Regions from separate parts of the Mus musculus genome. Here all the other regions are linked to region 2. Evidence: chromatin loops called from intact Hi-C (ENCODE). Cell type or tissue: left cerebral cortex. All regions are shown on one strand.

The links. A loop is a pair of places that touch in the nucleus more often than their neighbours do. Peaks named below come from ENCODE experiments on the same cell type or tissue, not always from the same donor. Only the 100,000 strongest peaks of a DNase experiment are listed, where the experiment ranks them.
Region 1: it touches region 2 in a loop (2.5-fold over the local background); 5 of 42 quality-filtered maps call a loop at or near these places.
Region 3: a loop joins it to region 2, with 2.8 times the contacts of the local background. A loop is called at or near these places in 9 of 42 quality-filtered maps.
Region 4: a loop joins it to region 2, with 2.1 times the contacts of the local background. A loop is called at or near these places in 5 of 42 quality-filtered maps.
Region 5: a loop joins it to region 2, with 1.8 times the contacts of the local background. A loop is called at or near these places in 2 of 42 quality-filtered maps.
Region 6: a loop joins it to region 2, with 2.9 times the contacts of the local background. A loop is called at or near these places in 6 of 42 quality-filtered maps.
Region 7: it touches region 2 in a loop (2.9-fold over the local background); 5 of 42 quality-filtered maps call a loop at or near these places.

The regions. Positions count from the first base shown.
Region 1 is chr6:112,993,516-112,997,515 of GRCm38, reverse strand. No RefSeq gene overlaps it. Among named protein-coding and RNA genes, the nearest start is that of Srgap3, 48 kb to the right of the region's middle. In left cerebral cortex, a CTCF peak has its summit at 1,621 (motif pointing left); no DNase peak of the experiment used is centred here.
Region 2 is chr6:112,945,426-112,949,425 of GRCm38, reverse strand. It overlaps Srgap3 (SLIT-ROBO Rho GTPase activating protein 3), which reads left to right and starts at 2,160. Exons shown (of 22, transcript NM_080448.4): 1 at 2,160-2,996. The coding sequence starts at 2,930. In left cerebral cortex, a CTCF peak has its summit at 2,092; DNase peaks (open chromatin) are centred at 2,094, 2,807, 3,229 and 3,835; H3K4me3 peaks cover 2,447 bases; H3K27ac peaks cover 2,602 bases.
Region 3 is chr6:112,715,056-112,719,055 of GRCm38, reverse strand. Srgap3 (SLIT-ROBO Rho GTPase activating protein 3) reads left to right here. Exons shown (of 22, transcript NM_080448.4): 22 at 1-1,085. It also overlaps the pseudogene LOC108169181. Among named protein-coding and RNA genes, the nearest start is that of Gm26799, 17 kb to the right of the region's middle. In left cerebral cortex, a CTCF peak has its summit at 1,720 (motif pointing left); DNase peaks (open chromatin) are centred at 128 and 1,693; H3K27ac peaks cover 336 bases.
Region 4 is chr6:112,877,571-112,881,570 of GRCm38, reverse strand. All of the region lies in intron 1 of Srgap3 (SLIT-ROBO Rho GTPase activating protein 3), which reads left to right. Among named protein-coding and RNA genes, the nearest start is that of Srgap3, 68 kb to the left of the region's middle. In left cerebral cortex, no CTCF peak of the experiment used is centred here; DNase peaks (open chromatin) are centred at 1,286, 1,431 and 2,176; H3K27ac peaks cover 2,717 bases.
Region 5 is chr6:112,753,244-112,757,243 of GRCm38, reverse strand. It overlaps Srgap3 (SLIT-ROBO Rho GTPase activating protein 3), which reads left to right. Exons shown (of 22, transcript NM_080448.4): 12 at 2,571-2,673. Among named protein-coding and RNA genes, the nearest start is that of Gm26799, 55 kb to the right of the region's middle. In left cerebral cortex, no CTCF peak of the experiment used is centred here; DNase peaks (open chromatin) are centred at 567 and 2,064; H3K27ac peaks cover 326 bases.
Region 6 is chr6:112,722,823-112,726,822 of GRCm38, reverse strand. It overlaps Srgap3 (SLIT-ROBO Rho GTPase activating protein 3), which reads left to right. Exons shown (of 22, transcript NM_080448.4): 22 at 3,622-4,000. Among named protein-coding and RNA genes, the nearest start is that of Gm26799, 25 kb to the right of the region's middle. In left cerebral cortex, no CTCF peak of the experiment used is centred here; DNase peaks (open chromatin) are centred at 1,128 and 2,403; H3K27ac peaks cover 1,649 bases.
Region 7 is chr6:112,999,582-113,003,581 of GRCm38, reverse strand. No RefSeq gene overlaps it. Among named protein-coding and RNA genes, the nearest start is that of Gm43868, 45 kb to the left of the region's middle. In left cerebral cortex, a CTCF peak has its summit at 2,458 (motif pointing right); a DNase peak (open chromatin) is centred at 2,478; H3K4me3 peaks cover 391 bases; H3K27ac peaks cover 665 bases.

The sequences.
Region 1 (4,000 bases), 48 kb before region 2:
TAGAATGGCTGCACCCACAGAGCATGCACTAGGAGTGACTAGGAGGTAAGCAGGGCCAGGCAATGATGGTGGGACGATGGCTAACACTCATTGAATGCTTTGTACAAGTCAGGTTCTGCCTCAATGCAGTAGAAACACACACACTAAGTGGGGAGATAGCGTGTCCAGGGTACATAGTGCATGCTGATTTCTTGTAAGCCTCATTAAGAAACGTGGTCTAAGAGCCAAGGAAGTGGAAGGCTAGCGTCAGCATACCGAGGCACTCACACTGGGTGGAACAGTGCCACTGCGTTTACCCCAGCATTCTGTGGTGTCTGGAGCTCAGCTGGGTGAGGCCTTTCTTGGTTTAGTTTGCAGTCTCAAGGTGGCAATGGCATGGTTGGGGTGGGATGTCTGGCACCTGCATGAGACTCTGTCCATCATTCCAGATCTGCCCCTGTAACTACTTTCTCAGCTTGTTCTTCCTGGTGTCTTACAAGCTGCCAGGTCTTCTTGATGCCTAGACTCCCAAGACCTCAGACCTCATCTCCTATGTATTGTGTTGGTCAAAGTACTCATGGGTAGAGTACTCATTTATGGAGTGAGGAATTAGGTTGGACTTCTGATGGAGGGAGAGGCATGCATACTGAGAGGGCAGAGTGGTTTGAGGGCATCTTTGAATACTAGCTAGCAGTTAAAACTTTTATTCCAGAAGGAGGCCATGGCAGCCTTGTGGAAGATGGATTGAAGTGAATGATTAGAGACATTGTTCTCGTTCACTTTCTGTTGCTGTGATAGAACACTGACCAAAAGCAACCTGGCGACACAAGGCTTGATCCATCATTGAGAGAAGCCAGGACAAAAACTCAGGGCAGGAACCCAGAGGCAGGAACTGAAGCAGAGGCCATGGAGGAACACTACTAATTGGTTTGCTTCCCCTGGCTTGCTTTCTTATACAACTGAGGACCACCTGCTCAGCAGTGACATTGCCCAAGGTAGGCTGAGCCTCCCAACATCAATCAATAACAAAACAAAGCCCCACAGTCATACCCACAGGCAAAGGGAGGCAATTCTCAATTAGGTTTCTTCTTCCCAGATGTGTCAAGTTGACAACCAAAATTAGCCATAGAAGCTATGGAGATTAATTAGGAATCGCTGTAATAAACTTGGATAATTTCAGTTGAGTTGGTCATGAACTTTCCTTTGGTTCTGTCATTATAAGAAGACCAGTGTAACTGGAGTTTAACATGAAGACAACACACACACACACACACACACACACACACACACACACACACACACACACAAGCTTACATTTAACGAGCACAGACTATGTGACAAATACTGCAAGAATTCCCTCTGATGAGAGCTGGCAGCATGTGATGCATGCCTATAATTCTAGCACTTAGGAGGTAAAATAGCAAGAGGATCACAAGTTCAAGGTCAGCCTGAGCTATCTGTCAAGGCTCTCAAATAAAGTGAAGCAAAGTATGTGGGAAAGCTGGGGCTGGAGAGATGGCTCAGTGGTAAAGAGGTTTTATTGCTCTTGTAGAGGATGTGAGTTCAATTTTCAGAACCCATATGGCAGTGTACCACCATCTCTAACTCCAGTTCCCAGGGATTCTTGCGCCCTCTTTAGGACTCTGTGAGCACTGCATGCATGTGGTGACAGACATACATGCCAGCCAAACAGACTACATATATAACTTTGGCTAATTTTGGTTGTCAACTTGACAACAAATCTTTATATATATGTGTGTGTGTGTACATGTATAAATTCATATATAAAATTTTATACTTTATCTTAAATAAAAATCTTTAAAAGAAAGAATGGCAAAGTCAAGCTGAATACTTGGCCTATCTGAATTAGAAACCTGCATTCTCTTTTCAAGGACTTTAATTTATCATGATGATGATGATGAGGAGGAGGAGGAGGAGGAGGAGGAGGAGGAGGAGATGGTGGTGGTAGTGGTGGCGGTGTGTGTGTGTGTGTGTGTGTGTAAGGCAGGGTGGACATGAGCATGCATACCACATACATGAAGAGGTTAGGAGACAACTCCCAGGAGTTGAGTCTCTTCTCATGGGTCCCAGTGACTGAACTCAGGTCAGGTTTGTGTGACAAGTGCTTTCACTTGCTGGGCTCTCTCTCCAACCCCCAAACTTGGATGCTCAACTTTCTGTTCCGACACTGCCCCTGGAAACTGGGTGAAGAACGAGTTTATGGCAGTTCCACAAAAAGGACCCAAGTCAGACAAAGCTCATTAGACCTAAAAGTGTTAAAGCCGCAGTCACCAGTGTCCAGCCATGCGTGCCAGAGAAAGTACTAACAACACTGTGCTTAGAGAGTCGGTTTGGAAACCATCTCTTAGCTTGCTGATAGCTGACATAAAACTATGTCTTAATCCTTGTCTATTAGCTAGAGAAAGTACCCAAGGAGCTGAAGGGGTCTGCACCCTATAGGAGGAACAACATTATGAACTAACCAGTACCCCGGAGCTCGTGACTCTAGCTGCATATGTAGCAGAAGATGGCCTAGTCGGCCATCATTGGGAAGAGAGGCCCCTTGGTCTTGCAAACTTTATATGCCTCAGTACAGGGGAATGCCAGGGCCAAGAAGTGGGAGTGGGTGGGTAGGGGAGTGGGGGGCTATGGGGGACTTTTGGGAAAGCATTTGAAATGTAAAATAAGAAAATACCTAATAAAAAAAAGAACTTGTCTCTTACCCTTTTGTTGAAAATCATAATTTTTAGTCAAATGAGTATCTATTGAACACTATACTTTGATTGTTAATCACAATTGCATTATATTATTGAATATCATATAATGATTATCTGATTAAAATCTAAAAAGTATGCTGTAATTATGTCTCCTTCCTTGTATAACTTTCTTTTCCTTGGAGTCAATAATATCTTCTCATTTTCTGCATGTTTCCTAGATCTGTCCTTTTCTTTCCTATTAGAACTTCCATGGGCCTATCAGTATGTCAGTATGTTGTTTTGTTTGTTTTATATATAAATATATGATTATATCAACACGACCTACTGAGTTCATTTGGTGGTGCTCGTATGTATGTGCTTTTAGGACTGACCACTTGGTATTGAAAAGCCAATTAGGAGGCTCATCCCTGGGGAACACTGATATTCTCTTTCTCTCTCTTTCCACCCCCCCTTCTCTCTCTCATCAGTCATTACTTGCCGGTAGCTCTTTATCTAGGGGTGGAGCCTTGCGGGACTTCCCCCATCTGCATTGGTATATCAACCAGTGTTGTCATTGTTCAGGTCTTGTTTGTTTGTTTGTTTGTTTTTGAGACAGTGTTTCTCTGTGCAGCCCTGGCTGTCCTGGAACTTGATCTGTAGACAAGGCAGGCCTTGAACATAAAGATCCACCTGCCTTTGCCTCCCAATTGCTGAGATCAAAGGCATGCACTACCAGCCAGACTAGATCTTGTTTAGGCAGTTACATTGTTGCAATTTATCTGTGGAAGACATGAGCTCCTAACAGGTGTTCTGGTCCTCTGTCTCTTACACTCTTTTCGTCTCCTGTGCTGAGGTGGTCCCTGAGCTGATGTAGGGGGTCCTACCATGGTTGTATCAGTTGGGATTGGGCACCTCATGGTCGGTTGTTCTTTGCCCAGTTGTGGCTTTCTGTGGTGATCTCTGCTACTAAAAGAAGCTTTGTTAACGAGGAGTGAGAACTACACCTATCTATGGGTATAAGGATATGTCAGTAATTTTGTATACAGTTGTATAGCATGTGTTCTCAACCTTTCTTCTGTGAGGTCTTTCTCGTCCTATAAACACTGAGATTTTCTCTAGCCCTTTCACCTTCTTGTAATTTGGAGACTTACTTTTGCTTTGCTTTTATGTTGGACCCTGCATTTCCTGGGCCCTGTGGTGAACATGCCATCCAGCCTGTTTAAGAAGCGTACAAGACAGAAACATTCATTGACGTTTCTATCCATCTGGATTTTTCAGTTCAGCTGCATAAAAATCTATTCAAATTATGTTTCCGTGAAGATATT
Region 2 (4,000 bases):
CTGAGTGACCCAGACCTCAGTGAGCTGTGGGGAAGGTTGGAAGGGACAAGATGAGGCCACAGTGCAGGGGCCCTGCCTAGGCTGCTGACCTCTTCCCAGGAACAGAGGATTTGAGACAATATAGGTTCCTCCATTGGTGACAACTTTGTGGCTGTCCGAGTCTTCCCTTCTCTCCCCTCTTTTCTTCTTCCTTTTTGACCTGCTTTTGTCCCCAGTGTCTGTGAACGCCACAGCTCTGATGCTTGGCCCCTTGGTGGGGTCTCCGTGGAACTGTCATTTGATAGGCGAGAACACTGAAGTTCTGAGACGACATGGAGGCCACACAGCTGGGATGTGGCTGGGCCAGACTCTAAATCATCTTTCTTCTGAGAAAGAAACCCAGCCCTTGCTGTTCAACAGGCATTCTCTGACACATCTCGCTTTATTGTCTCATGGCTTCTTGGGACATTCCCATGGCTCAGCGCGCTGTATGCGTCTCTGACATGCATGTGTGGTTTAAAAATTCTCCTCATGGCTAGAATGGCCGTTTCCTGGGTTCCTGCTCCCAGCGGCCACAGAGAGCAGTCAGAGTCACCTGGCTCCAGGCTCCTAGAAGAGACAGGAAGGAATCTGGTTAGCTGCATATTCACATTCCAGGGCATAGGACACTAACTCCACTTTTCTCTGAGGATCTAGGCTTAAGGCAGGTTAATCTCTGAGCATATCTTCCTCTAATGACACTTGTGGCTTCTGCATAGCAGAGGGCCTACATGTCCCTGGGAAGGGTGAGGCAGGAGGATGTGGGCTGTGGCATCTGCTTATGAACTCTGTAACCTCCTCTTTCTGTGTCCAGAGCTATAATAAGCCTATGATTCACCAGGTGAACTGCTCAGGCAGCTGCTGTGCATTCCCCAACTGAGCCCTTGGTGCTCACCCACTGATCACTAGGCGGGAGGACCCTGTCTCACTTTACCTACCTCTCCAGACCCGTTCTAGCTGCATACTCTCTTGGGGAGCCCTTAGAGGCTGGTACGGATAACCTGTTCATTTCTAAACCCAAGCCAAATCACATGTTGGGCCATTCCAGAAGGACAAGTGGAAGGTGGTACCTAGTTTGAGAAAGTTATGGAAGTCTCTTTCAGTGAACTCTTGGGGGACAAGACACTCTCATGACAGTTTATTATCAGGCATCCTATGGTACTTGATGCCAGTTTGACCTACCACACTGAACTATTTGAAATGCCAATGAAATTAGGACTCTCTAATGAAATGCTGGAGACTCCTACTGAGTCTTTACTACTGGTGGGTTTTGTTGTCTGGGTTGGAATGCTGGCACCCTGGTAAGTCATTTTCCACTTATATATAATGTAGCCCCTAGGATGCTGGGGTTACCATAGTTGCTACTATTTATAGGGAGCTTACTGTGTACCTAGGTACTGAGCCAAACTGTTTCTGTTCATACTCCATCTCCCAAAAGCTCTTTACATTTGAATCCCCCCGCTCTGTAATATTTTCAATTCTTAGCACTTGTCATTTTTACCCATTCTATCATTCAGCGTGTAGTTAAATTCTGTTGTACTGTCATATGGTGCTTCTTGCCTTTATAACGCCAGTGGGCCCTTTAGTAAGCTTTTTGTATGTATTTGTTGAAATTGTCCATTAAAGAGTCTCCAAAGAGAGCTTATTTTACTGGTAAAGGAACTAAGACGAGGGAGTCAGAATGGCGCTGTCCCACCTTCTCTGAGCCTGAAGGCAGCCCTGTCTGCCAGATCTCTCTGCAAAGCTGAAACCTCTGGCACTGTCCCTGTTATCAAGTAATTCTTTCAAAAATAGTGGCCTCTCCTGCATGCATCAGACTCTGCCAGAGTCTCAGGCAGAGTGACAACTCGTCATATAGTTGCTAGTTTGAGCACGACGCAAAGAAAAGAATCTTTCTGTGTTTGTTAGAAAATCTCCAGCCTAACTACTACTAGCTCGAGTTTGCAGGAGCCTCCCAGGCCTTCCCAACCTGATTTCCCCCTCCTGCCGCCTTCCCTTTTGTGAGCGTTTCTTCCCCTTTTTGCTTGCAGCTAGTTCAGCTCTCCTGTAGGCTACAATGTGTCAGTTGTTATAAAATCCGGGAGGCGGAGTCTAGTGACGAGGGCGGTGGGGGAGAGCTCAGCCAGCCCTGCAGGGTGAGCAGTCCAGCCCTGGGTCCAGCGGAGCTAAAACGCTACAGCCGGGAAAACTTCCACCTCCCTCTCCTGGTTTTGATCCTCACCGTCCAGCAGACCCGAGGCGCCGATCGACCGGAGGGAGGATGAGAGATGACCGGTCCTTTGGCAACCTGACCATTTCCTTAGCAGAGCCTTCCAAAGCGAACCGGAGACTGGCCACACGACCCAGGAGGCGCCGCGCCTCTTGTGGATGTGTGTGTATGAGTGAGCAAGCGGGTGTGTGTGTGTGAGTGAGGGTGTGTGTGTGTATGCGTGTGTGTGTGTGTGTGCGCGCGTGTGTGTATGCGCGCGCTTGTGGTGTGGATGGGTGTGTGCACAGCACAATTGCGTGGAAGCGTGTCTGGGTGAGCGTGTGTGTGCACTCGTGAATGTGTTTGTGTGTGTGTGTGTACGTGTGTGTGTGTGTTTGTGTGTGCTCTTGGCTGCTATTATTATTATTTTGGAAGAAAAATCCTGGAAATCTGGGGCAGGTTATGGTACTCCCAGGGTGACTTCTTTTGCAAGAGGAGCTGACCAGAGCAAGCCACTAGAGCCATTTCCCTGCCAGCAGAGAGCATTTTCCTCCCAGAAGAAGGATTTCAACCCCGGGGCTCTGTAGCCAAGTAAAAGAGATTAGCCCTTGAAACCTGTGAAATCGACCATTGCTGTGTGATTACCCAGGCTTGGGAGAGGACTTGGAGAGAGAAGGAGAAATAGATCAAACAGCCTGTCAGTTCTCTTTGCCACGTCGGAAGATGTCATCTCAAACTAAGTTCAAGAAAGACAAAGAGATCATTGCTGAATATGAAGCCCAAATAAAAGGTGAGTGGTGGGGCCGAGGGACTTTGCCTTCTCTCCGTCCCCTTGTCTCTCCCTCTGCTGTCTCTTCCTTCGCCTCCCTGCCTTCTTGAGAAGTTGCTATGCAGCAATAATCTTATTGTAAGGAGGAAGGACCGGGTGCTGGCTGCACAAGTCCAGACTGGCTCCCACTGCAGATAGTGCCTGGGCTGGGAGCGTGAATTACAGAAAGGGCAGAAATCTCTGCATTGCAGGTGTGTGAGGAAGGGACTTTAGGAGTGTCGCCGGTACTCCATCATCTTGGCAGTGATATGTCACTCTAAGGCCATTTTGACAGTCAAGGCCTCCTCCCCCTCACTCCCATCGAGAAAGCCCTTTGCTATTTATGTATATATTTTTTGATCTGCTCTCCCCATCCCTTCTTTTGGCTTTTGTGGGTGGTTGTTTTTGCCTCTGCTGCCTTCTCTGGGCTGAAATTCAAATGCATGAGTATGGGCTGCGGGGGGTGGGGGTGGGGTGGGGGGGTGGGGGGGGTGCATCGCATCCTTAAGTAGCCCTTCTTTGTCAGCATTTCTTGCCTGGTCTGAGTTGCCATGGATTAACTGTTATGGGACATATTGATCCAGACTAATGCAGGCATTTAAGCATAAAGAGAGAGTTCTGTGCCGAAAATGTATTATCTTCCAGCGTGCAGCCTGGTCCTTCTGTACACCGGTGTTTCGGGTCATCAGCTTTGGTTAAAAGCCAACACCTCAGTGTACGATTTGGACTGGTAGGTGCCGCTTGGCTCCCGTGGTTCTGGGAAAGTCTGCCTGCTAGGAGAGTGAGATGCCCTTTGGGTGCTGGTTCCAGCTTTGGTAGCATAGAACCCATACTTCTTGCAGAAGCTGCTCCCTAAATCCTTGCTAGCTGAGAGGAAGAGAAGGGCCCCAGTTGCACAGCTAAAAGAAGGCAAGCAGCCTCTGCCCTCGAGCCAGACGGTGGGCTTCCTGCACCCTCGGGCTGTCTAAGCACAGCTTCAGCAAGGA
Region 3 (4,000 bases), 230 kb after region 2:
CAGATGTTCCCTTCCTTGGCATCTCCTAGAGTGCCTTGTTGGGTGCATCCCTTTCTTATTCAGGAGGCATGGATGCAGAGGACATATCGTGACTTGGTACTTGGTCATCATTGAGTGGCCAGCGCACATACATTTGGAACGAGTGCTGGAAAACTCTCCAAGGACTAACACAACAGCCCTCCCTCTCAGCCTTTCTGTTTCTAACTTCTCCTCTTCCAGATGGTTCCACACTAGAGCAAATGCCTCATTCTTCCGAAAAACCCAGAAAGGGGTGGAGTGGGGTGTCATTTCTAGCTGCGGTAGTGGGTCCTGTCGTACTGGGAGGAAAAGGTGTGACAGGGGAGGAAAAGGCAGAAAGGGGTGAACCAAGGCATTGCTTAGCTGATTTTCTGCTGTGCAGAGCTAAGGCTGACAGTTCGTGTTCACTTCCCTGTGGTTCTCTGGGGTCTCTTCTCCACTGAGATGAATTCCAAGTGGAGAATTCCACATACTCCAAGCTACCCATGGGAACTGCCAGAAGGGACTTCACTGTCAGTCCGAGACCTCCTGACCTCTTAAAGTTGATCTGCCAGCATACTGTTGTCCCATCCTTTGGGACTGGCCAAATGGCTATTGCAGTCCTTTGCTGACAACTCCTTTCTGTGCAAACTGTCCCAGGCAAATCACAAAGCTGTTCCTTGAAGTGGAACCACCAGATTGCACTTTCCTTCCCTGATGGATGTGGGTCGAGGCTAGCTCTGCTGCCCAGGCCCTCGTTCCAGGCAGTGTGACTGTTTACATGGTTTGGCAATAGGTTTGCTTCTGATTGCTTCAGAGTGGCTGGTCTGTTTTGTTTGCTTTGCTTTCTTTCTTCCCCCAAATTATGACAGGAAAAACAAACTGAAACCACCCTAGGAAATTGCTGGTTGCCTGTCCCCATGTGATGCTAACTGTTGCCCTCTTCTGGGTATCATTTCTCTACCTTATGACCAAAATGCCCGTCCTATAGAGTGTCTGATTGGATCCTCTGTTGCGTATTCTGATGGTGCCTGCTGGTTTGATGTGGAGCTATCCTGTGAAATAAAACAGCTTAACTTTTTCTCAAACATAGTCTGTGGTTGTTTACAAGCATAAGGACACACCCAGGGGAGTGGCCTTCTCCTCCTTCAGTCCACTCTGTCTGTACACCTCTTCCATCAGACTCCCTGAAAACACTCTAGTGTTGCAGGATATCCGATCCCTTTGTGAACACTGAGGTTGTGTTCTTTACTGAAGAGTGAAGAACTCTGTTTCCAGTTGTGGTGCAGCTCAGCACTTACCACCCACCTTTAATCCCTCTGGCTGGAATACAGACACACAGACAGGACCTTAGTACACACCTTTAATCCCAAACAATGAAAGTTTGTAGGAGGAGGCACTTGTTTGAAAGTGATGTCTAATTGAGTGACGAAGTGATGACTTAGAGAAAGTTTTGACACCTTTGTATATGCCCAACTCTCAGGAGAAGTGAGGAAACAGGCACCAGTCAAAGGAGCAGTGGTTTGCACAACAAAGGTTAGCCGCAGAAGTGGAGGATTGAGGATTTGAACCACCTGTTTGCCAAGTCGTGCATTTTTCATGTGCCTCACGCCTACTTTCACTGTATCCTCATGGCCCCAAGGCTGGGTCAGGTGTCCTTATCTACAAAGTGTCTTTCAGCCACCTGCTGCAGACTTCAGGGCCTGAAGTGCCCTCTGGTGGTTCTTCATGTAAGTCTCTGTGCGTGGGTCTTTGACTACCACAACCCACTGTGTGGTGATTTCTGCTAAGCCGGGCTCTTTGGCTATGGAACCTTCTAGAAGTTTACATTTTAATACACATTCTGCAATCCATTTACCTGTCATAGCAACCATGCTCATCTTGGAACCCCAAATTAGAAGCCTGTCATCCAACAAGTATCTTTTTATGTGCCTGGCCCCAAGTTAGCTGCTGGGGACACAGGTGGATGAGACCCAGTTTCTATCCTCCAGCTCTGAAGCCACTCACAGCCTGATTGTATAAAACGATCACCAACCAGTCAGTTCCAACTTAACAGATAACAGAACTGCACCTCTAACTCTGAGGCACAAAATTTGCACCAAGGGCAAACTTCAGCTGTTCAACTGCTTGACTGGCAAGGACACAAAATGTATGGCTGAAATGTTTGCTTCAGACTCAAATCTGTTTAATAAACTGGTTTGTGAATGGCAAAACTCTCCAACCCATGCAGCCCCAAGCAAGAGAATGTGTTAGCCTCCCATCTTAGATGCCCCAGACTGGGACTGTCTTCAAGTTTGGATTGAGGCAAGGATGAGATAAGCATTGTCTTGGGCTATTCTCAAGTCATTTCTTTGGGCTATTTCTCACCACAACCTGTCTCATATAATGGATGCTGGATGATGCTAAAAGTTTGCACTATGTGCACCCTCTCAGCCTCAGGAGAGCAAACATCTTGAGACTGACTGATCATCCATCCTTAAAATTGAGCCAACCCTAAAGTAGCTCAAGAGTTGGGCAGACAACTATAAGTAGGAATAGGAATACCTATGACCCTTAGTTACAAGGGTACTGTCATCCCTCTTCAGACTGTATCAGCAAAGAATAGCTTCCTATAAGAGATTAGGAGAGAGGATGTGCATACCCTGGGGGCCTGTGAGTAATAAGAAACAGTGATGGTTTTCTGTTCCACTCAATGTGAGGGTAGCGCTTACACAGCAGTCACTAACTGACTCAGTCAAATGCTCAGTCAAATACACTAAACTTTCCCACCTACCAGTGATGACACCCATCAAGTGTGTGCTGTGTGCTGAGTGCTTCATATGCCCTGGATCCATACTGGTACCCACCATGGTAAATTCTGTCCCTCTACTTTACAGTCAAGGGGACTGGAGCTCTCTACTAGGATTCCTCAGTATCATTTCTGCTGCCCCACTTGCTGCAGGACACAGTTCCCAGGATTCTGTGATCACCACGTGCCTGATCGTTGGGAGGTCTGGTTACTCTGACAGCCCCGTAAGGAGTTAAGTCTGTCCCAGCTTCTTCTCGGGGGAATATATCTATCATTGTTTGATTTCCATTAAATGCTGATATTGAGAACAATTCTAATTAACGCTCTACATTTGTGCCGTGTTGGCCTTTACTACTGTAGGAACACTTTCTGTTCTCTCATTTTTTTTCTACTCTGGCGCTCTGCCGAGCATATAGGTTTGCATTAGGTAGGATAGTGAATATATGAGACAGGAAGCTAAAGGCAGGAGAGGATTCAGACCCAAGTCTCAAGTCCAGGTGGAGGATGTATCCTAGCACAACTACTTTTCTTATGTAGCCCAGGACCACCTTCCCAGAGGTGGCTCCTCCCCCAGTGGGCTGGGTCCTCCTAAATCAATCTTTAACCAAGAAAATGCCTTATAGACTCGCCTACAGGCTGCCTCCGTTGACTTCCCTCTTCCCAGGTAACTCTAGCTTATGTTGACAAAAGTTGACAAAAACAAACCAACAAACAAAACCAAACCTGTACTGGCTGGTTTTGTGTCAACTTGACACAGCTGGAGTTATCACAGAGAAAGGAGCTTCAGTTGGGGAAGTGCCTCCATGAGATCCAGCTGTGGGGCATTTTCTCAATTAGTGACAGGGGGAGGGTGGTGCCATTCCTGGGATGGTAGTCCTGGGTTCTATAAGAGAGCAGGCTGAGCAAGCCAGGGGAAGCAAGCCAGTAAAGAACATCCCTCCATGGCCTCTGCATCAGCTCCTGCTTCCTGACCTGCTTGAGTTCCAGTCCTGACTTCCTTTGGTGATGAACAGCAATGTGGAAGTGTAAGCCGAATAAACCCTTTCCTCCCCAACTTGCTTCTTGGTCATGATGTTTGTGCAGGAATAAAAACCCTGACTAAGACAAAACCTAACTGGAACCAGGAGAAAAGAGGCCTCTGGCTCTCCTGACACTTGTTCCCCTCAGCCCTCAGCCCTCTCTCACATGTACACCAAACATAGCCACTCCACTCTT
Region 4 (4,000 bases), 68 kb after region 2:
TGGGGGACGAAGCTCAACTTGATGGAAACACTGTGTGGGTCTCAAGGATGCTCAACCTGAGAGGAGCTGGCTGCAGGCAAGTGAGGGGTCAGCAGTAGTGGTGAAGGCACCTATATCTAGCAGGTGGACAGAATGCAGCACAGGGGACGTGGGGCAGGGATTCCCAGGGGGAGAGACTTCAGTCTGGGGAGGAGGAACAAGAACAAGGGACACAAGGGTGATGGCAACTTACGTGTGCAGCCAGCAGACCGGGACTTCAGGACAAGCAAGGCCCTGACTGTTTGCTGTGGAAGATACTGGTGGGGCTGGGACTCGTTTAGACCCCTTGTTTATGGGCAGGTTTTGGAGGTAGGGAAGAGGCTCCTGGGAAGAGGGGTGGCATCATGAGGAGCTGGGCTGGTTGGATCACCTCTTCTAACCTTTCCTATTAAGCTGTAAGCGATCTCTTAATCATCGACTGGATCTTAGCTTCCACATAATGCCTTTTACACAGAGACTCTGCCTGTCTCCCATTCCAGACCATAACTGCTCTCAGGGTAGGCTCTGTGGTGGTGTATCTGATGACAATGATGACATTCCTGAGAGCAGCAAGCACCAGCTAAGCACAGTCACCTTAAGCCTCACACTGAACCCGAGCTCTGCCTTTTCCTGTTGTAAGAAGCAGAGGATCTCAAAATGTAAAACCTGAGGCAGAAGGACCTACGGCCAGCATCCACTGTCGCTCAGATATGTATCAAGGCAGATGCAAAGCCCATTCATATCATTCTGATGTCTTGAGACAGAATCTCTTGTAGCCTAGTCTGACCTTGTGCTACCAATCTTCCTCCCTCTATTTCCCAAGTGCTAGGGTTGAAGACACACATCACCTGCTACAAGTCCCCCTCTTTTAGCCCTGTGCTTTTGCTGTGAAACAAAATCGTTTCAAACTCTGGAAACTCATATTAAAGGCCTTGACTGAGAGAGAGGAGGTGCATTGCCAGGCATCTCCTCACCGTGGCTGTTGGCACCACCTTGTTCCATCCCTCTGCAGACAGATGAATTGATGCCTCGAGTTTGGGAGGAGGCAAGAGATTCAGGCAGAATGGTGCAGAGCGGTGGAGGGGTTAGGGACCCTGGTGAAGTTCCTTTTCTTCCTTCAGCCTCTATGGAGCGGAGCCTCCTGAGAGCAGATGGAAATGTCTGCAGAGAGTATTTTTTCAGACTGCCCCAGAAAGCATTCTGCCTGGCAACAAAGAGCCTTTCAGGAGCTTGCAAGCTGAGAACCGAGAGGAGCTGGAGTGGTTACTGCATCTGGTTGCACAAAAGAGGCAAAGCCATAGAGGATTGAGTTTCAGCTCTGGGCACAGCTGGAGGGGCTGCGGGGGCTGTGCTGGGGGGTAGGAGTTAGGGCTGATGCTGATGAGGAGGTCTTTAGGCAAATGTTAGGCAGTGTGCATCTGTGATAGCAAATTTGTGTTTTAACATGATGGCATAAGCATGTGGGTGTGGAAGGACATGCTCAACTGGTTCCCTGGGGGAGGTGTGTGCTTAAATTAAGAATAGTTTAAGATTGAAAAAGCATTACATGCTGGCTATAAATGTTCAGATATTTCAGAGGCGTTGAGATTGAAAGGCCCTGTTACCTGTCACAGATACTCTGTTAGCATCTTAGAATGTGCTCTCTCAGGCTTGGGTTTGTGCACATTTGTATATAATATTTTACATGTAGTGGCTCTTCCTATGGACATATAACTCATCCCATTTCTGGTACTATAACAGATGCCCTGGATGGTTAATTTATAGAGAGAAAAGGTTTATTTATTACATCTCACAGTGTCTGAGGTTTTATCACCTGGTGAGTTGACCTCATTGCTTTTCAGTCTGTGGTAAGAAGGCACATCATGACAGGAGCTCTCAGTAGAGACCAGTCACCCCCACACCCAGGAAGCAAAGGTTCTACAGTCCCATAGTCCTGTTCCTATGTGTCTGAAATGACTTGAGGACCTCCTGAAGGTCCCACCACTTCCTGGTAGTGTCACCCTGGGGATCAAACCATAAACACACGGCTCATGGGGGATGGTTAAAATCCAATGAGAGCAGGTGAGCTGCTGCAGAAGGCTCCTGCTGCAGTGTGGCATCCCAACTGCTTGGCTTAAGACCAGCAGAAATGCCTTGCCTCTCTTTTTTGCAGACTGGAAGTCTGGAAGCAGGCACCTGCAGATGTCCTTGCTGACAGCTCTGGGAGAAAATCCTTCCTTGCCTCTTCCGGCTTTGGGCACGTGCCAGCAGTCCTTAGAGTTGCTGGCTTGCAGCTGCCTCCTTCCAGTTCACGGCCACCTTCTCCCTGTGACATCATGTTATCCTTCTTCTGTGGTGCCCGAGAGTATCTGCCATATTGGGTCACAATCTGCCCTGGTGGCCTCCTTTTATTTTGGTCACCTCTGTAAGATATTATGATTAATGGCCACATTCAGAGACCGTGGGGATCAGAACTACAGTCTATTTTTGGGGAGGATGACTCAGTGTACCCTAAAACAATCTTAAACTATGAAGATCATGTTGGATCACCTCCTGGGGTCACTAAATAGGCATATGAGGTCTTGAAAGTGGAGAACTTTCTCTGGATAGAAGCAAAGAAGGGAACTAGTTGGGTGTTGTGGTCCACACTTGTATCAGGACTCAGGAGGCTGAGGCAGGAGGTTTTTGAGTTGGGCGCCAACTTGGACTTTATAATAGGACCACCTCAATAAACCAGACCAGACCAGACCAGACCAGACCAGACCAGACCAAACCAAATGAGAGGAGAAGGAGGAAGAGAGTCTTCTAGAATCTTCCAATAAAAGTTTCATTCTGACAGCTTGATTTCAGCCTTGTATGACCTTACTGAAAACCCAGATCCATCCATCTGGACTAATGTCCTATGGAGCCGTGAGACAATACATTTGGATTCTATTAAGTTTTGAGTCTGGGCAACTTCATTTCAGAAGGAACAGAAAATGAACATAGTTACTTTCCCCTTTAGTTGGCCTTTCTATCCCTTAAGACAAGGAAATGATCAACACCAGGAACTTCTTAGAGCCTCATGTCTACTGTCCTTAGTCTTTGAATAATGCCACTCACCCCAAAACAGCCGACACTTTCTGCTACAGAACCCATTAGACAGTTTACTTGGGACACTGAGAAAAGCCCTCTACCCAGGGAAACTGGATGTTGTCAGGTACCCCTGATGCCTGTTCTGTCTGATGCAGCTCAGGACCTGAAGAGGGTAGGAAGCGATCCTTGGTGCTTTCTCAGACAGGGACATATCTCTGGGAGCTGCATGGACTAAGGATAGTCAGAGAGTAGCCTGGACCCAGGAACCCAGCAAGGCTCTGAAGAATTGATTGGACTTCGGGAAGCTTGCTGGCTTTGGGTTTCTGGTGTGATTGCAGGGTATGTTTTTTTTTTTTTTTTTGCCCACCTTTTCTGACTCTACTCCCTTTGTGATCCTTGTTCATACTAAGTGGGTCAGATGTGATGTTTGTATACCCCACAGTGTCTGGGCCTGTCCTGACACCCTTGATCTAGGTCCTTTATGGTGATGAGGGTATATGGCATGGCTGCCAGTTTATCTCATCCTTAACTTTCGTTAACTCTTGTGGGAACCCAGGAGCCTGTGTTTTGAAGACAGAGTTCTGCTATTAAAGGTTTCCTAGTAGGTGTCACTTGTATGTGGATATCCCTTCCTCTCTCTTTTTCCCTATGGGCTGACCATGTGTCTTCTTCAAGATACCCTCTCCTGTGATTATCAAGGTCAGTAGAGGAGACCTCATTGCCATTGTCTCTCTCTGTCTGTCTCTGTCTCTCTCTCTCTGTCTCTCTCTCAGATTTTATTTAGTCCAGGCTGACTTCAAGTTCACTCTGTACCTTGATCTTCCTGTTCTACCTCACAGGTTCTAGGATTATAGGATATACCACCACACTTAATTTATGAGGTTCTAGGGAACCAATTCTGTGATTCATGCATGCTAGACAAGCACTC
Region 5 (4,000 bases), 190 kb after region 2:
CAGCAGAAGAGATGGAAGGCTTAGGCTGCCCCACTTTCCTTGGCTGAGCTGCCCCCCTGCTCCCCACTTTGTGCCCCACCCAGCATTCCAGTAAGTTGATACAGATTTGGTGTCATTCAAAGTTGGGATAGCTACGTTTCCTTGTCAGAGATTCCAGCCACTCCCCAGTGCACCATGGGGTGGGGAAAGAGGCCTTCATTTTCTTTTATACTCTGGACTTGGCAGGAAAAACCTGGGGAAGCATATCCTGCTCCTAGAGCTTTCGACTCTGCCTTTTCAGTGCCTGTGCCAAGATCCCCATTCTTGCCGGCCTCGAGAGATGGATAGACAGTTAGCAAGATCCCTCTCTCTACTTCATACCTGTGATGGAGCTTCCAGTAGGAAGAACTGCATTCCACTCCACTCCCGGCTCTTGATAGATCCCATCTGCGTAGCCACTGGCAAATTTCTTAATTTCCTGTGGGCTCCTTGGCCTCCCAGACTTGCGAGGGGGTTAATCATGCAATGTGGGAGAAGTGTCTCCAGAGCCCACAGTACTAGGAAAACAAAAATGGTGGCATTGCCATCCTCCTTATTCTTCATCCCTAAATTTGGATCCTGTGGCTTTGTGTCATATTTTTTTTTTCTCTTGGCTTTTACATTTGAAAATTCAAAAGCAGAGAGCCACTATATGAGATTCCCCCTCCCTGTTTTCACACATTCTCAAAAAAGATGTAGTATTTTTTTACAAAAAGGAAATGACATGGACTTAGCTAACCAAATTCACATCCGTCCGAGATGGGCTGGAGATAATCCTGCCAGCTGTTTCTCCTCAGAGTTTGGATTGTGCTGTTCTTTTGGTGCCCTTGATTGGGTGGCATGCTGTTTGGACTTTGCCCGTTTGCCCATGCATGTCCTGGAGCTAGCAGCCTTTGCTCAACACTTAGAAACATTCTGGAGGACTTGGCTAGAGTGTCCTGTATGGCTGGGCTGCTGAAGGACATGGGCACAGGAAGCCCAAGGGAGAGAGGCAGGGCAAGCCTCCTTCGTGTTGGTTGGTTCCACAGTCCATATAATTCTTGCCTGTGTGGGCTGAGGATATACTTTAGTTGGTAGAATGCTTGCTTAGCATGCACGAGGCCATGAGTTCAGTTGCTAACACCACATTAAACCCAGTGCAAAGGTGCATGCCTATAATCCCAGCACTGAAAGGATGGAGGCAGGAGGATCAGGAGTATGACGTCATACTCGGCTACATAGCAAGCTTGAGGCCACCCTGGACTTTATGAGATCCTGTCTCAGAAACAAACAGAAGATTCTTGCCAATACACAGAAGTCAATCAAGACTTGGAGAAGGGGCAAGTCTTTGCTTCTCATATATGCCCGTTATCTGCCTGGCTGAATATACACTCATTGTTCCCATAGCTTGAGCCAAACCATTTGAAAGTAAGCTGCCTCATTTGGGAAGGGTGCTTCCTCCAAACTTTCTAAAATCCCTTTCCCTGAAGGTCCCCAGTGTTGAGTCGGGCCAGTTTGTGTAAGGAAATGAGCAAAGAAGCCAGTCCAGGCCCATGCATGGCGAGCAATTGTGGACACGGGTCTGGTGTCTGTGGCCATTTCATTGCTCCTGGTGGACTGTGGTATCAGGACTCCCCTCCCTGTGGCTGACAGCAGAACCCAGGGAATGGAGATCCGAAAGCAAAGCAAGACACTTTCAACCTGACTCCTGCCATGGACTGATGGGGCAGACACGTCTGCAGCTAGAAATGGCATGATGTCCTGGCACTATGCCCATGACTTGAAACGTAAAAGACAAACAAACAAATTAATAAACAAACAAACTCACTTCCTTGGAGGGGAAGTGGGTAGAGGTGGGTGGGTCTGACTCACTGCTCTTTTTCTCTGAGCCTTAGTTTCTGTAGAATAGAGCCACGTGTAATAGGAAGACACCGGGTTAAGTGTGGTAATGGGTTTGACAGCGCTCTGATCCAAAATGTTCTTGACCGATGAGTGGGATAACATCCCAGGCCACCTACGGATCCTAAAGAAGGAGCAGCTTGCATCCTGACATCTATCTGTCTAGCTCTCAGATCCATGCAACAAAGATGAGTCATATGCCTTTGAAATGCCAAGAGGCATCAGGAAGAGAGTGCCCTTGGTACACTGGGAGTTGGGCCTTGGTGACAGATTTAAGCCGATATTATGAAAAATTAACCCTTTTGATGATGCTTGAAAGTCTCTTGCTTTCTTGGGCTACAGATGACACCTTTCTCCCCTCCTCCCCTCCATCTGGTCTGCAGGATGCCAGCCTCTGGTTGGCATTGCAGGGGCTTCTTGGATACACCCCATACCCCTTAAAGTAGAATGCATTTGTGTTTTGTGAGAGTTGCTCCTGCTTGGCATTGTAGGTAAACTAAGACCTAAACCATCCAGAGGCCTTCAGATGGAACATGGGGAACGAATGTGTTGGGGGCCAGGGGCTCCCTCTGCATTTTGTGTTCTCTTCCAGTTGTGGGTTTGAAGAGCGTCTCTCCCAGCGGTACGTTTATGTTGGTTGCCTTCTTGATTTCTTTTGTTCCGTTTTCCCCTAGGCCCCCCTGTCTTCCCCCTAAACCACAGAAAATGAGGAGACCTAGGCCTCTTTCAGTGTATAGCCATAAACTCTTTAACGGCAGTATGGAAGCGTTCATTAAGGTACTTGCTGGGGAGCCGTGGAGTCCGCGAATGAGTCCAAAGTAATGGCAGCCTCTCTTTCCCCTGTCCCTTCCAGCTAACAGCCCTGGCAACCCCTTCGCCAGGCCCCATGCAGCTTCTCATTGCAGTTCATTCTTAGCTTCTGTGAGGCTTAGTTTCATCAGAGCGTTCTGCTTCTGACTAGCGGACCCTAAGTGGGCAGTCATCTCTCTCAGCCATATGGGGAGGGGTCTGATCAGTCATGCACCAAAGAGATGGAGTCTCAGGTCAGTGGTCCTAGCCAGCTGGCCTCATTGCTCCACGAGCTGCAGTCCTGACACCTGAAGGGCAATGGAGGAAACTCCACTATTCAGCTTCATCCCCTTCTTCCTGAACTAGGACTAATCAAAAACAGCACAAAGCTAGCCCCTGAGGGGTTCCAGACAAGGCAACTACAGTTTGTTAGCTAAGTAGCTACCAGCACAGGAAGCCATGCAATTTTTCATAAGAAAAGGTGTTTCCACTTAATTTGGCTTCTTAGTGGTTGGTTTGAAAGATGGGAATAGAGTTGAGGTAGCCCTTGTAAATGCCAGGTTAACCCTCGATCCAGAGCTTAGGGAAGTTAAAAATGTCTCAGCTAACCGAGTTGACTTTTTCTGTTTTTGTTTATCAATCAGTATCAAACCATCCGGGATCAAACTACTCAAGGCAGAGATGGTGTTGAGATGTGTCCTTAGGGGAAAGAGGAGGGGAGGTCTTAGATAGTTTTCTGAAAGCCTACCTGTAGCTGGTCTTTGCTACTTTGTGGATTCTTCTTTTTCTACCATTTATCTCCCTAACACTAGATGGGAGAGGAATAGGGATAGAGAGGGGGAGAGACATTAGGAAAGCCGGTGAATCTAATTTCTTTCCTTTAGTTTCTTCTTTGACCACAACTACTAACAAGTCACAACCAACCCCCCTTGAACAACCACTAACCAGCAGCCCTGCTTGTAGGGGCTCTAGCATGTATTTACCCTCTGAAGATTCCAAACATCACTCGATCACAGAAACTCTCCACAGCTGACAAAAAACACGCCTCTGCCAGAACAGAAGCCAAGTGTCATAGTCAAGCACTGTGGACAGTCCAAAGCGTCCCCATGTCCCCACACCTGGGATTAAAACGCAAACACATTCTTACCAATATTTCTGGGATTTTAAAGAAACCCAAATTCCAAAATTGTCACTACACCCACCAGCAGCCAATGAGAACAGTTTCTGCAGAAAAGAGGACTGTGTCAGCCAGGGGAAGGGCAGAGGCTCGTGAGCATCTCTAGTGATTTTGGAGTTATAGAGGCTGCCCCATGCA
Region 6 (4,000 bases), 220 kb after region 2:
ATGAAGTACAGTGGAGACCTGATGCACTTTGGCCCTGCCCATGTGAGCTTAGAGTTAAAGAGAACTGCCGACACGAAATGGCTGCTAGGCTAGGCATCTTTAATAAGTGGGGGGAGGGGTTACATCATATTTTGAGAGTCTACAGTTTAGAAGTAATGCACTGGGAGGAGATGAGGAGATGGGCAGGACTGAATAGTAGAAGCAGAATGGAAGACTAGCTCAGGCTCTTCTAGAGTACTTCCTGTTCGTTTTTGTTTGTTTTTTGTGTTTGTTTTTGTTTTTTGTTTGATTCCCCCCCACACACTGGCCAGATGAACAGCACAATGCATTGTTTACCAGTTCACGTCACTGGTCATGTCTAGTTTGGATATTGCATTCCCAGAAGTCTCCATTGTTATTGCCCTAGCTGTAATTTGGGGCAGCGGTCCATTACACACCTCTCTTGATGCTATCTCTCACTTAAGAGATAACGGGGCCCAAGAGACCCTGCAGGTTGAGGGGAAATCTCTTGTGCTAATGGCCTTTGAGTACCATTCAGAAGGGGTTGAGGTTAGCCTGTGAGCTTCTGAGCACGTCCTTACAAGAGTCCAGGGAAGATCCTCAGAGAATCCCCTGACTGGAAGCAATGCACCACCAGCTAGAACTCCACACGTGGCCTCTACCTCATGTACTGATGCCTACTTCCAGAGAGTACTTGGGGTCAGTACCTTGGCATGGGCCATGCAAAGGAGACAGCCAAGTTGACCTTCTATCCTTGAAGGCTAATCTCTTGAGAACCATCCCCCTAGCACCTAGAATCTTCTAAAGACTCTGCCAGTCACAATGGGGCAGAGGCTTCATAAAGCTGGCTTGAGGCGCTCTACATGGCCATTCAAATGCAGTCTGGGGCACTGTGTCTAACACATCGCAGACTGCTATGAGATACCTGTGGGGTATTCTGCAGTTAGCATCATTTATGCTGTGGTACTCTAAGTAGAAATGTGTATTGACAAGACATTTTAGAGCTTTGCAATAGTTTGTTGAGCACTGTGGATCTCCAGCAAGAACAGAGTGTATTCCATTGCCAGACTTCTTTAGTTTTATTTGGGGAGCACTTCGTCAGCCTAGTCTAAGAAATACACTCAGCAATCCTATGCACATTGTCAGAGTGCACACCCACTCTAACTGGATAGTGCTTTTCACCGGTGGAAGTGAAACTGAAGCTCATGGGAAACGGTGGAAACAGTCAAGAAGACGCTGGCCAGCTACCTACTTGTTCAACTTCATCTCTGAGTCAAAGGGGAGGTGGTATGGAGAACCTCAAATAGTAGATGGATTCACCCTAGATTCTCTGGTCTCCAAATGCCCTGAACAATGTAGAATTAAAGTTCTGGTAACGAGGCTGCTATGGAAATGTGCAGCACTGTCATCTGAAGTGGGGAGGAAGTGACAAATGAGAACCTTCCCCACGGTGTCCCTCAGTCCCCAGTGCCTCTCTGCAGCTTCACCTGGCAGACTTATGCATTCCTCATCAGACTAATGCAAGGCTGCAGCCTAAACCCTTCAGCCCACCTTTCGCTGAGCTTTCTGTCTTTCCCATTTACACTCTACCGGGGATGGGGAGATGAGAAAATTTCATCTTAGTTATTGACACTTTTATCTTTCAGCTCCCGTTACATTAGAGCAAACAAAAGGGATTGTGGGGACAATAGGAGACTAAGTCCCAGAACAGTGCTAGAGGCTGGGGTGACCCTGCACAATACATAGGGAGAAGAGTCCTGCCTGCGGAGTCACTTACAACTGAGCCTCTGAATAAAGAAACTCCCAAAGATTCCTTCTTAAAATTGCCAGCACAGCATGCAAAGAGTTAATCATAAAGGGGAGGCATAAAACTGGTTTTAGTCACTAGCAGGATATAGAGAGCAAATGGGATAGACTTGCACAGGGAGGTGAGCAAGAGGCTGGTTGGGGAAACTTTGGAGTCTGGCAGGAAGGAGGATGCCTGCAGATCCATGGAGAGCATGAAGAACGCTGGTAGGTAGAGGCCTCTTCAGTATCTCCAGGCTCCAGCCCCATCTGTCTCCCCAGAGCCATGCATTTCTTCCAGGGCTGGCCTCGGACTGCTTAAGAACAAGTATCCCTTAGCAGTCAGCATGGCTCAGATTGCACATGGCACCTGCAAGTGGAGGTTTTAAGACAGGTCCCTTGTGCCCTCTTGTGGGTTCTGGGTCAGATCAGCTTGGATACGGCAGCAGCCCCATTAAAAGCCCCATGAACAAGGACGTGAACTCTGAGGAGTTGGATGACCACTGTCTGGCAATTGGCAGAGCTTCCTCCTGTCCATCCTCTCACTGCATCTTCCCAGTGAGTGTGGGCTTCCAACAGATGGGTGGGCTGCAGTCCCGAGTGGCTGGTGTCTGCCCAGTTTGCTCAGCTTCTAGTCAGTGCTGCCTTCAGCCCTAGCCCTGCCCTGGATTGGTAGACAAGGAGCTCACTGAGGTGTGCCACAGCTCTGACTCCTGAGGTACTCTCTTTTTAATGAGGCTGCAGAGACAATGACGTGCCATCTACATTTTCCCCACACGAGCCTTTTAGATCATAATACTGGGAGGAAAGCGGTCTTCCTGTCACTCTAGGATGCACGGTATATGTTCTGTAGAGAGTCATTTCCCTTTGGGCAATGATTTTTTATTTTAAAACTGGTATACAGTTATATAATTCGGTAGGGTGGAGTATGAATTCTCTCGATACCCATATGTGTTAAAATGTAAGACTTTGTTTTTTTTTTTTCCATTTTATTTCATGTGTGGGTGTTTTGCCTGCATGGATGTCTGTAGACCACATTTGCACAGTGCCCACAGAGGCAGGTGAGGTACAGCAGGTTGTAAGCCACTGTGTGGGTGCTGGGAATTGAACCTGGGATCTTTGGGAAAGTAGCCTGTTTCCTTAACCACTAAGCCATCTTTCTACCTCTAAGATGAAGGACTTTTTTTTTAGCAAAACAAAAGAACAATAACACAATGGCTGGGGCAGAGACCCTGGAGCCAGACTGCCTGGGTTCTGACTTGCATTGTCTTGTTATTTAGCTGTGTGACCCTGGGCAAGGGACTTGACTAGACTGAGCTTCAGTTTCCTTATGTGTGTAATAGTTGTCTCTACCTTATCGATAAATTATTCAAAGCTTTGGATAAGTGTTCAGCATTAGGTATCATTGCAGCGGGGACTGTTATTACTGTTTCTGAGTGCTTGCTATGTGCCAGGTGCCATGCAAGGTCCCGATCATTTTATATATCCATCAACCCTCAGAGGGAGGGATTGTAATTGTCTGCAGTTTGCCAGTGAGAATTCTCAGGCTCAGAGTGGTCAATGCAGCTCCATAATAAGGCGGTAGTAGAGTCCGTTTTTTGACTGAATGTTGTCTGCCTGCCATAACTTGATCTGCCTTTATGAAGGTGACTTCCTATTCAGGGCAGGCACAGGGAATGAATGCTCGCGCTGGTTCCCTGAGTTGGTTGCAAGACGCCCTTGGGGTCTGATCTCCCTCTGGGCCATAGGGCTTCCAGAAAACATCCTCTGGAAAGTCTTGAACTGGCTAGCAGTTCTGAAGACACTGTGTTGACCAGAGCCCTCTCTGCCCTCTAGGACATCGAGAAGACCATGAGCACCGCTCTGCATGAGTTGCGGGAACTTGAGAGACAGAACACTGTCAAGCAGGCACCAGATGTGGTGCTGGACACCCTGGAGCCCCTGAAGAATCCACCAGGCCCCATCAGCTCAGAGCCCGCCAGCCCCCTGCACACCATTGTCATCCGAGACCCTGATGCTGCTATGCGCCGAAGCAGCAGCTCATCGACGGAGATGATGACCACCTTCAAGCCAGCCCTGTCAGCTCGCCTGGCTGGTGCCCAGCTGCGTCCGCCCCCCATGCGTCCGGTCAGACCTGTGGTTCAGCACCGATCCAGCAGCAGCAGCAGCTCAGGTGTGGGCAGCCCGGCAGTGACACCCACGGAGAAGATGTTCC
Region 7 (4,000 bases), 54 kb before region 2:
GGGTTCTGGCCTAATTTGATTTTTATTGCTGTGGTAAACATTAGGACCAAAGGCAGCTTGAGGAAGAAAGAGTGTATTCGGCTTACATGTTCTGATCATAGTCCACCATAGAGGAAAGCCAGGGTAAGTGCAGAAGCCAAAGCCTGGAGGCAAGAACCGAAGAAGAGGCCACGGAGTAGTGCTGCTTACTGGCTTGCTCCCCATGGCTTGTTCAGCCTGCTTTCTTATGCAGCCCAGGACCACCTGGCCAGGGACAGCACCTGTGGCCTGGGCCCTCCGCATCAACCATCTGTCAAGATGGAGGCAATGTGACAGAGGCTGTTCTTCAGTTGACATTCTCTCTTCCCAGATGACTCAAGCTTATGTCAGTTGACAAAACAGAAACAAACAAACAAAAAAATCCCTAACCAGCACATACCCTATTTGGGATGGGCAGTCATTTGGTCATGCAATAGGGCTTAGCAGCAGGCTAGCACGGAGTGAGGGCTCAGTGAAGGGCATCTGTGCCTGTTGTCAGCTTTACTGTCTTAATTGACCTTGTGCCAGGGGGGCTGGTGAAGAGCCGCATCTGTGAGGCGTCATTAGTTTGTTTAGGCTGGAGGCTGCCTCTGAATCTCCACATCCTTAGATGTCCCTTGAGGAACTAGGGGCTAATCTGTGTGGGTACCAGGAACAAGAGGAAGGACTGGGGGAAAGACAGATGAATTAGAGGCCTCTTCTGAATAAATATCTGTTTAGCAGCCATTGCTCCGCTCCTTGTTGGGCTCTGGTTATCAGGAGATCAGGACACAGGTGTTGTTAAGGAGCTGAGATGTCAAAAGGAAAGATGGGGCAGATAGTCTTCGAGCAGAGCCCTCATGAGGGATGCAGATGCTTGGGGCAGAATCACCCCGGGCATAGCCATTTTGACAGTTCTTTCCGTAGAGCAAGTCAGCTCTTCTGGCTTCTAGATGCGTCCATATTGTATGTCAATCTTACAAAGGGCTTAGTCATGTCTCTGCCTCTTTCCAAATGGATAGTTTCCTCAGCATGAAGACTGACTCCCCAGTCCCTTGGTCAGGTGCACCTCTAAACATCAGCCAATGCTCAGCACCCAGCACCTTGTGTAGTCGGCTTTCCAGAGCGGCCACAGATACTGGAGACAACAAACCTGTCAAAAGGAACCGTGTATTTTAGCCCATAGATTGGAAATCTCAGTCTGTGAATGGTTGGTCCCCTTACTTCTGAACCCGTGGTGTGGCACATTATAGTGGCAACACACAGTGTAGAAGAGAGCCCTTCACGTCAGGTGCAGATAAACGAAGAGACCAGAGTCCCATAATTCCCTCAGGTCTTGCCTTTCCCTATTACCTAAAGCTTCCCCCTAGGGCTCCACATCTTGAAGTTCTACCTCCTCCTAGCAACACCTAGCAACACCTTGGCCCAGGAACCAACTGTTTAACACATGAGCCTTTGAAGGACATTTAAGATTCAAACGCAGCACATTTACAGTTCCCTAACTGTGAGAACAACCTCTCTCTCCTGCAGTGGTCATACGGCTTTAGTAAATGCATGTTTATCAAGTGTAATTCGCATTACACGTGTTAGTGTGGACTTTTCAAGTCGGCAGAGTCTTAGGCGCTGACGCAGTGAGTGCTGTACTCTTCTGGTTCCTCCTCCACTCACGTGGTTCCTTGGGGGAGGGGCTAAATGAAGTCATAAGAATAAATTATTCTGGACAAGGTTAATCATGTAATCAGCAGCATTCAGTATCGTTTAAGTTACTCAGGATGGGTGAGTTCTTAAGACCTATACAACATCACGCCGGAGTCAGTGCCGCCCTGCCTGAATATAGGAAAGTCTCATGCTGTGTGCTTACTACTAAAAACAAGCATGACGCACTCCTTTAATCCCAGCACTTAGGAGACAGAGGCAGGAGGATCTCTATGAGTTCGAGGTCAGCCTAGTCTACAGAGTAAATTCCAGGACAGCCAGAAACCCTGCCTTGAAAAACTAAAATGAACAAACAAACAAACAAACAAACAGCTAGGCATAATGGTGCATGACTTTAATCCCAGCACGCGGGAGGCTGAGGTCAGAGGACCTCTTGTGAGTTTGAGGACAGCCTAGCCTTTATACCCAGCCAGAGATATAAAGTGAGCCCCTGTCTCAAAATAACAACAAGAATATCCATCCAAACCCTAAGTAAACAAAAGTTAAGGGAAAATAAGTAACTTAACAGCATTTCCAGAACAAAGGATCGCCACTTATTCTTTGCATTCTTCACAACTCATTGCCATTTTGAAACAGCGTGGTTAAGAGAATGTGTGTGGGTAAAGGAGTTAACAATTGCAGGCATTATCATCATCGCTAGCTTCCGATGTCCTTGTAAGTTCTGAAATTCAGAGACTAGAAGCGGCTTCCTTGGGTTACAATGATCTGGTCAGAGCAGCCACCAGTAATGTTCTCAGAGTGCCTCACCAGGTGGCGCTCTTTTACCGGGATAGGTTCTGACCAACTCCCTCCTCCCACTTCCCAGCATGCAGTAGCCTCTTCCCCACCAGTTCAGCCCAGCCTTGTAGAGCTAGCTGGGATATTGTGTCTAAGCCTTGTTTCAGACAGGGAGAAATAAAATTTTGAGAAAGTATGTCTCTGGGCTCAGAGACCCTACGTCACCAGGTGGAGTCCGGGTTTATTCAATTCTGAGCCTCATCTGCCTCCCAGTGCTTCTCTTATTCGGCTCTCTGCAGACGCTTCTAGATCTTGCCTTGCAGGCTTCCCTCACAGTGGATCCTGGTGGGCAGAGCTAGTGCTCCTCTCCTAGGCATTTGTCACTTTCTGCTATTACGGGTGGAGAAGGTATTTGGGAACAAGAAAGGGAACAGGCTCTTTTTATTTCTTCCCCTTCCGGAGGCATTCAGGGGCAGTGTATGTGCAGCTAGGGGAAGGGACCTGGAACCAAACCGTCTTTGTCATGACTCTTCCCCTTTTCACAGCAGGATAACAGGCTGTGAGTAAACTTGTGTCTCATTATTCCATCCATAAAGTTGGGGCAGTAAAATATCCCATGGGAGCCGCCATAGACGAAGCACTCACTGCAGTCGGGTGCTTATGGTGAGCATCATGGTTCACCAGCATCCTACCTGGACAGAAAAACTTCTGGGAGGATGCCGGGCTGCCCATACTGGCCCTCACCTGTGTCTTCCTGCTACAGCATCCTTTTATGACACCTGTCACATATTTCAGTGATGCTGTGTGTTAAGTCTAGGCTCTCATACTCGCAATGGACCTGCAGCCCAACCCAGGGAAGTGGGTACTTAGCATGTTCCCATCACATGGAGGAGGCTCAGATATGACAAAGTCATCTCTCCAGGTCACTGCCTAGCGACAGGAGGGTGCCTCACAGTCAGGCCTGTCTGATTAAGCTGTAAGATTCAAGCTGTTTACTTCTGCATTCTACTGCTCTTTTGAAACTGGCAATAACAGTAAGCAGGACCCCTCACAGTGTGGGCATCATCCGGACTGCCGAACCCACATCCCAGGACCACCCATCTGTAGAGTGATGGTTCTTAACCCTTTAAAATAATCTATCTATCTATCTATCTATCTATCTATCTATCTATCTATCTATTAGCAGGATTTTCATCCTAGCACTGGGTAGGCTGAAACTCTATTTAGACCAGGCTGGCATTGAGCTCACAGAAATCCATTTGCCTCTTCTTCCTTAGTGCTGGGATTAAAGGCAGGTGCTACCACACTAGGCTAGATTTATTTCTGTTGTTTTTATGACATGCATGTGTCTGTGTGGATATATGTCCCCTGTGTTGGGGTGCTTGAGGAAGGCGGAGAGGGTGTTGGGTCCCCTTGGGGCTGGAGTTTTGTGTGCTGGGAGCCTGGTGAGGGTGTTGTTAAGCAAACTTTGAACCTCTGGAAGAGCAGCAGGTGCTCTTAACCTGGGGGACAAAGATGTAGAGGTCACTCATGTTTTTCTGCCCCTCTCCCCAAGGTCCTTTGGGTGACA